Linked DNA regions of Homo sapiens: region 2 is linked to region 1. A link is a contact called in ENCODE Hi-C data. All regions are on one chromosome and are shown on one strand. Each heading gives the region's core, a stretch centred on a gene start or an enhancer-like site at or near the end of the contact. The rest is flanking DNA. Distances are from core to core; before and after follow the strand shown. Region 1 holds the start of ATP1B1 (ATPase Na+/K+ transporting subunit beta 1). Region 2 has its middle 12 kb from the start of MIR557.

The links. Hi-C counts contacts between places; a loop is a spot of excess contacts on that map. Pooled maps may share reads with other maps.
Region 2: a pooled map shows a loop between it and region 1 (3-fold over the local background). The contact joins the enhancer-like site here to the promoter of ATP1B1 in region 1. A Hi-C loop is called at or near these places in 4 of 50 pooled maps.

What each region holds. Positions count from the first base shown.
Region 1 is chr1:169,105,316-169,108,015 of GRCh38, reverse strand. It overlaps ATP1B1 (ATPase Na+/K+ transporting subunit beta 1), which reads right to left and starts at 1,326. Exons shown (of 6, transcript NM_001677.4): 1 at 1,090-1,326. The coding sequence starts at 1,186. RefSeq lists enhancers at 617-1,189, 1,190-1,762, 1,551-1,845, 2,336-2,700 and a silencer at 1,359-2,278.
Region 2 is chr1:168,361,684-168,364,383 of GRCh38, reverse strand. No RefSeq gene overlaps it. Among named protein-coding and RNA genes, the nearest start is that of MIR557, 12 kb to the left of the region's middle. Within about 2 kb of position 1,268, at least 2 of the 41 ENCODE cell types and tissues checked have a DNase peak (open chromatin) inside an H3K27ac peak, as active enhancers do.

The sequences.
Region 1 (2,700 bases), core at 77-2,576:
GCCGATTCCCACAGATCCTCCCAAGCAGGAACACCAATCGGCCTCTGTTCAGGACTCCCTGAATGACTGCAGTGGTGGTGCCAGTGGTGTTGGTGGTGATGGTCATGATGATGATGATGATGATGATGATGTTGGAGGAGGAGGGGGCAGTGATGCAGCAGGGGGAGTTCCCTCCCTCCTTCCCTCACGCAGTCACGACTCATAGATTCGCCTACAACTCTGCCCTTCAAAATGACCTTTTTTTTAAAAAAAAAAAAGTCACCTTTCCGGAGAGGCTGAAAACAAGAAATCTAATTTTCGATGGAAAAAAGTCTATCCAACCAAGCAACAGGCTGCACAAAATATTTTAAGATCAGCTGCTCTGCGTTTATATTCCCTTCACCATAATCAACCCAACCTACTGACTGATCCACAACTGTCTGTGTAGACCTTGAAAACAACCAGACTTTGCCAGGTTTCGGGCCAAAGCTAAGAATCGGAGTCCTGAAATGGAGCTTATTGAACCATTTCTGGGTGGTGATGACTCCAGGGGAGGTCATGGAGGGAAATCCTTAGCCATCGCTGTGAAATACTACAGTGTGGATGGATTCCTCTCCACCCTTCTCTTTCCTCTCTTTTGAGATACGTATTTAGACTAGAAGAAAGATGCTGTAACACACAACCTCGTCTGCATTAGATCCCATCACCTCACGAGGTTCTCTCAAGACCCCAGATCTCATTTTTTTTTTAAGGACTCAGGACACGGGAGAGACAAATGTAGTCTCGCAGAGCCTGACTATTCCCAGGAGTAAAAGGCTCAACCGATGCACGGTAGGAAAGACTGCAAATTACCAAGCCAAGATCGCTACGATATGCATAACCTTCCGCCTGTCGTGTTCCAGCCCCGACCCTGCGCCCCACTCTGGGGACACCGCATTCCGCACAGGACTGCAAGCCCAGGCCGGCGCGACCCAGCAGCGTCCACCACCCTCGCCCCCGCCACCCCGGCCAGCGCGGTGGGTGCGGAACCGGCCGCGGACCCTGCGCAGGGGATGCGCCGCCCGGGAAAGATCAGACGCGGCGGCCGGGAGCTGCGGACCCCGTACTTACACCAACTGCCACCGGTCCTGCCCAGAAACTCCTTCTTCTCTGAGTTCCAGATGAATTTCTTCCAGCTGCCCTCCTCCTTGGCTTTCCCGCGGGCCATGGCGATGGCGGGTCAGCAGCTGCCGCGGTCCGGAGGGTGGGTGGCTGCGGCGCGCGCCCTGGCGTCCTCTGCGCCGCTCGGCTTCTCCGGCCTGGCTCTCTGCAGGCAGGACGCGCCGCTGCCGCTGCGGCTCTCGGAGTGCGAGACGCGCGGCGGAGGAGCCAAGGCAGGAGCAGGAGGAGGGGGAGGCGGCGGCGGCGGCGGCGGCGGGGCGGGGGCGGAGGGAGGGACGGCGCAGGCTGCGCGGCTCCGAGCCCCGCACCTATTGGTGGGCGCGCAGCCGCTCGCGGGCTTTCTTTGGTCCGCCGAGCGCTCCTCTAGCCCTTGGGGGGTCGGGGGCTCCGCGAACCCGTAGCTGCCGCTCCCGCTGCCACTGGGGACGTGTGCTGGGCCCCCGCCTCCCCTGACCTCTGCAGAGACAGGCCCGGGGTAGGAGAGTCAGAGAGGGAAGGACGGACAAGCGGACTGCGGGGCGCCACCGGCACTCCCGCCAGGAGCCGAGGAATTGGCTGCGCCCGCCCTACCTTTACTATATACCGCGCCCCGGCGGCCGTGCGCCCCGCCCTCTAGCGGCCCGGTGGCCAATCGCCGGCGCCAGGGGCAGGGACTCGGCCCGAGAGGGCGGGTTCGGGGCCGGCACAAAGGAGCCGCCGGGGCTAGAGGGGCCGCTTGGATCGCTGGGCGCGGGGCGTTGGGCGCGGGGCGAGGAGGAGGCGGGGGCGGCGGTGAGGGACGCGCAGGCAGCGCCGCGCAGCCCCCTCCCAGCTCCCGGCTGGGCGTGAACCGCCCCTTCCGTGGCTGGGGGATCCGCACCTGGGTCGCCCGGAGCCTCGAGGACCCCAGCCCGGCAGTCCTGGCCCAGCCTCCACGCCTCTGCCTGCCCGCCCGCGCTTTCGGCCTCCCTGGGCTGTGGGTCCACCCCTCCTGGGCGCTGGCGGGGTGGGGGAAGGTCACTCCGGGACGCCGGACTGGCGAGGACTCTGCCCAGCTCCGCCCCGCCTCCCGCTCCTGCACCTGCCGCCCCCTCGCACTCCCCGCCACTGCGGTTGCAGTTCCGGCCCTTCCCTCTTCTTTGCAGGCCAGCCCAGCCGGCAGCCCCGGTTCCTGACTGCCCGGCTGTGCCCCTTGTGGGCGGCCTGAACCACCTCGAGCAGGACAATTGCCAAACCCACCCAGGGCGGTAGCCCGCAGTGAGTTGTCCCGTAGAAACCAATTGAGACTCAGGCCAGTCTAGACCCCAGGCAACAATATCTGCACGTGACCCAGCCACCGAGGACTTTCTTGGTGCCCGGTCGGCGGCGGGTATTCTCATTGGCATGCTTTTATGCCCCCTTGGGGGTATCGATCCCTTTGTTCTGCTGTAAAATTCTTGGAGCCAAAGGACCTTTGGGAAAACCTAGCGCATAGGGCAAGATGTTGCAGACCTGGGGCATAGAGTACCCCTTCCCACTCTTTGTCCGCTGTTGCTGGAAAGCCAAACTCTTGGTTTCATCCCTCTCCTATGAGCCCCCAAG
Region 2 (2,700 bases), core at 19-2,518, 740 kb after region 1:
GCTCTGGAGTCAGACAAAGGCTTAGAAATCCAAGCTCCTACTCTTCCTTGCTCTGGGACCTTGGGAAAGTTACTTAATGATTACTGACCTCCGTTTCCTCACTTACAAAATGGAAAAAATTATATCTTCCTCAAGGAAATGAAGATTAAAAGAAATATCACATGTAAACAGCCAGGTACCATGCTTGGTATCTGATACATTTTTTAACATGGTAGCCATTATTTTTCTTACCATTATAGAACAGTAATTGGTGTCACAAGATTATTAAGGCTACCATGAAAACTAAATAATCTCGTGCCAGCAAAGTGACACATTACATATCACCAACCAGCATAACTGGGAGTTGAAGAACTAGCAAAAAGAGAAGCTGCTGAATGGGGACTGAGCGCAAATCCACAGTATGAGCCAGATCTGCAGGGCAAGCCTGTCCTCCCAACACCTGGAGCTCAATGGGAATATGAGCATTCATGTGGTGGGGAAGTGGGGCAGTACACAGGGGACTTCTGCCACACTGTCCAGCTGGCCAGCAACTAACTGTCTTAGTCCATTTGTGCTGCTAAAACTAAATACCTGAGACTTGGTAATTTATAAAGAACAGAAATTTATTTTCTCACAGTTCTGGAGACTGGAAAGTCCAAGATCAAAATCCTGGTATTTGGTCTGGTGAGGACCTTCTTGCTGCAACCTCACATGGCAGAAGGTGGGAGGGCAAGAGAGAGCCGAAGAGCAGGTTAGCAAGCCAACTGAATGCTGGCAGAAGCCTCTTTAATAAGTGCCTTGATCCCATGAATGACAGAGGAGCCCTTATGGCCTAATCACCTCTGAAAGGCTCCCATCGCCTAATACTGTCATATTGGCACCACTTGAATTTTGAAAGCGACGTATTCAAACCATAACAGAAACCCACATTCTATTTGGAAGAATTTCTCATTTTTGTGAATCTTGGTAAGAGAGAGTCTGCCTCCTACATACTACAGGAGCCAACTGAACTCTTTCTTCCAGAGATGCCAGTAGGGATACCAGTACCATTTAGAAAACTGCTTCTACCCCTTTGGATGTCATTGCCAGCTTGAGGTTTTCTTAGTGTCATGATAAGGTGAAGTGTTGGAACAAATGCTGACAGCAGCACTTCCTTTCCTTCAAACACCAGATGGTGCCAGATACAGATTTCTTTCAGCCATAAGTCAACCTAGTGACTTAGAGAGTAGTCGTCCAATGAAGCTATGAGTTATGAAAAAAAGCACCTTGGTTTCCTGCCTCATGACCCACAGGAGCCAACCCGGTTCTGTTTTCAGTGATGGGTATCTGAGTTACCGGCAGCGAATGTGTACAAGTCTGAAGCAACCTCAATTCTTGCCTCCTCAGAAGAAAAAAATTGACTGAGGGACATAAGGCAGAAGAAGAAACTGAGGCAAATTTTAGAGCATGAGTGAGAGTTAATTAAAAAGCTTTAGAGCAGGAATGAAAAGAAAGTAAAGTACACTTGGAAGAGGGCTAAGCGAGTGTCTTGGAGGACAAGTGTGGGATTTGATGTTTTGGCTTGGAGTTTTATATGTTGGCATACTTCTGGGGTCTTGCATCCCTTCTCCCTGCTTCTTCCTTTGGGGTGGGTTTTCTGCATGTGTAATGGCCTGCTAGTGCTTGGGAGGGGAACGTCAGTGTCTTTACACATGCTCACTTGAGGCGTTCTTCCCATTCCGGTGCAATGCCCACAGAAGGTCATATACAAGTTAAACTCCACCATTTTGCCTCTTAATGCACATGCTTGAGCTCACTCGCCCAACTCCTGAAATTTTATCAGGAAGCTACTGATCACCAGTTTCAGGTTTTTTCTATCTATAGGGAGACTGCCTTTCCCTGGCACTGGCTGTGACCAATTATTATTTTAGAGAGACAGTTGAAAACCACCTGATCATCACCTGATGGTTGCCCCACATTATTAGGCAGATCCACCTCCTGCCCTGCTCACACCTGACTAGCTACTTACTGTAACAATTCCTGCATGCTTGTCATGCCTGATTGTTCAGCTTCCCAAGGAGTTGCAAGCCCCAGATTCTATTTCTGTTATTTAAACCCAGAAGAGTCTGACCTGGCACCTTATAAGGTCAGTGGACTCAATAGTTCCTCAGTTGCACTTCTTGCCCAGTGATGACCTTGGTCACTTTATAAGATCATTTCCCTCTTCAGAAACTACAGAGCATCTTGACAGTCCAACATCCCAACCAAAGCAGAGATAAACTGTACCTCACTCCCAATCAAGGACCCACCAGCCCCTTCGTCAACACCTGAGTTATGGTTACTGAGTACTTAGGGAGGAATTCTTCTAAGTCCTTTGCAAGAATTAATTTATTTAGTGCTTGCACTACCCTACAAAGTAGATACAATTATTATCTTATCCCCTGTTTCATAGAGGAGGAAATAGAGTTCAGAGAGGTTAACACACGTACCTAAAGTTACAGGAAAGAAACAGGACTAGGCTTTGAACCCAGGCAGTCAGACTCCACAGCCTAGCATCATACACCAACTTATACTGCTTCTCAAAAGCTGCCTAAAAATAAGTACACAGAGTTATTTAGTGCTAACATGTGCTATGAAGAAAAACACAGTAGGGAGATGGGTAAGGAGAAAAAAAGAGTGATGGGCTGATCTTTTTGTAGGATGCTCAGAGGAAGGCCTGTTAGAATGGAGTTGCTATAAACT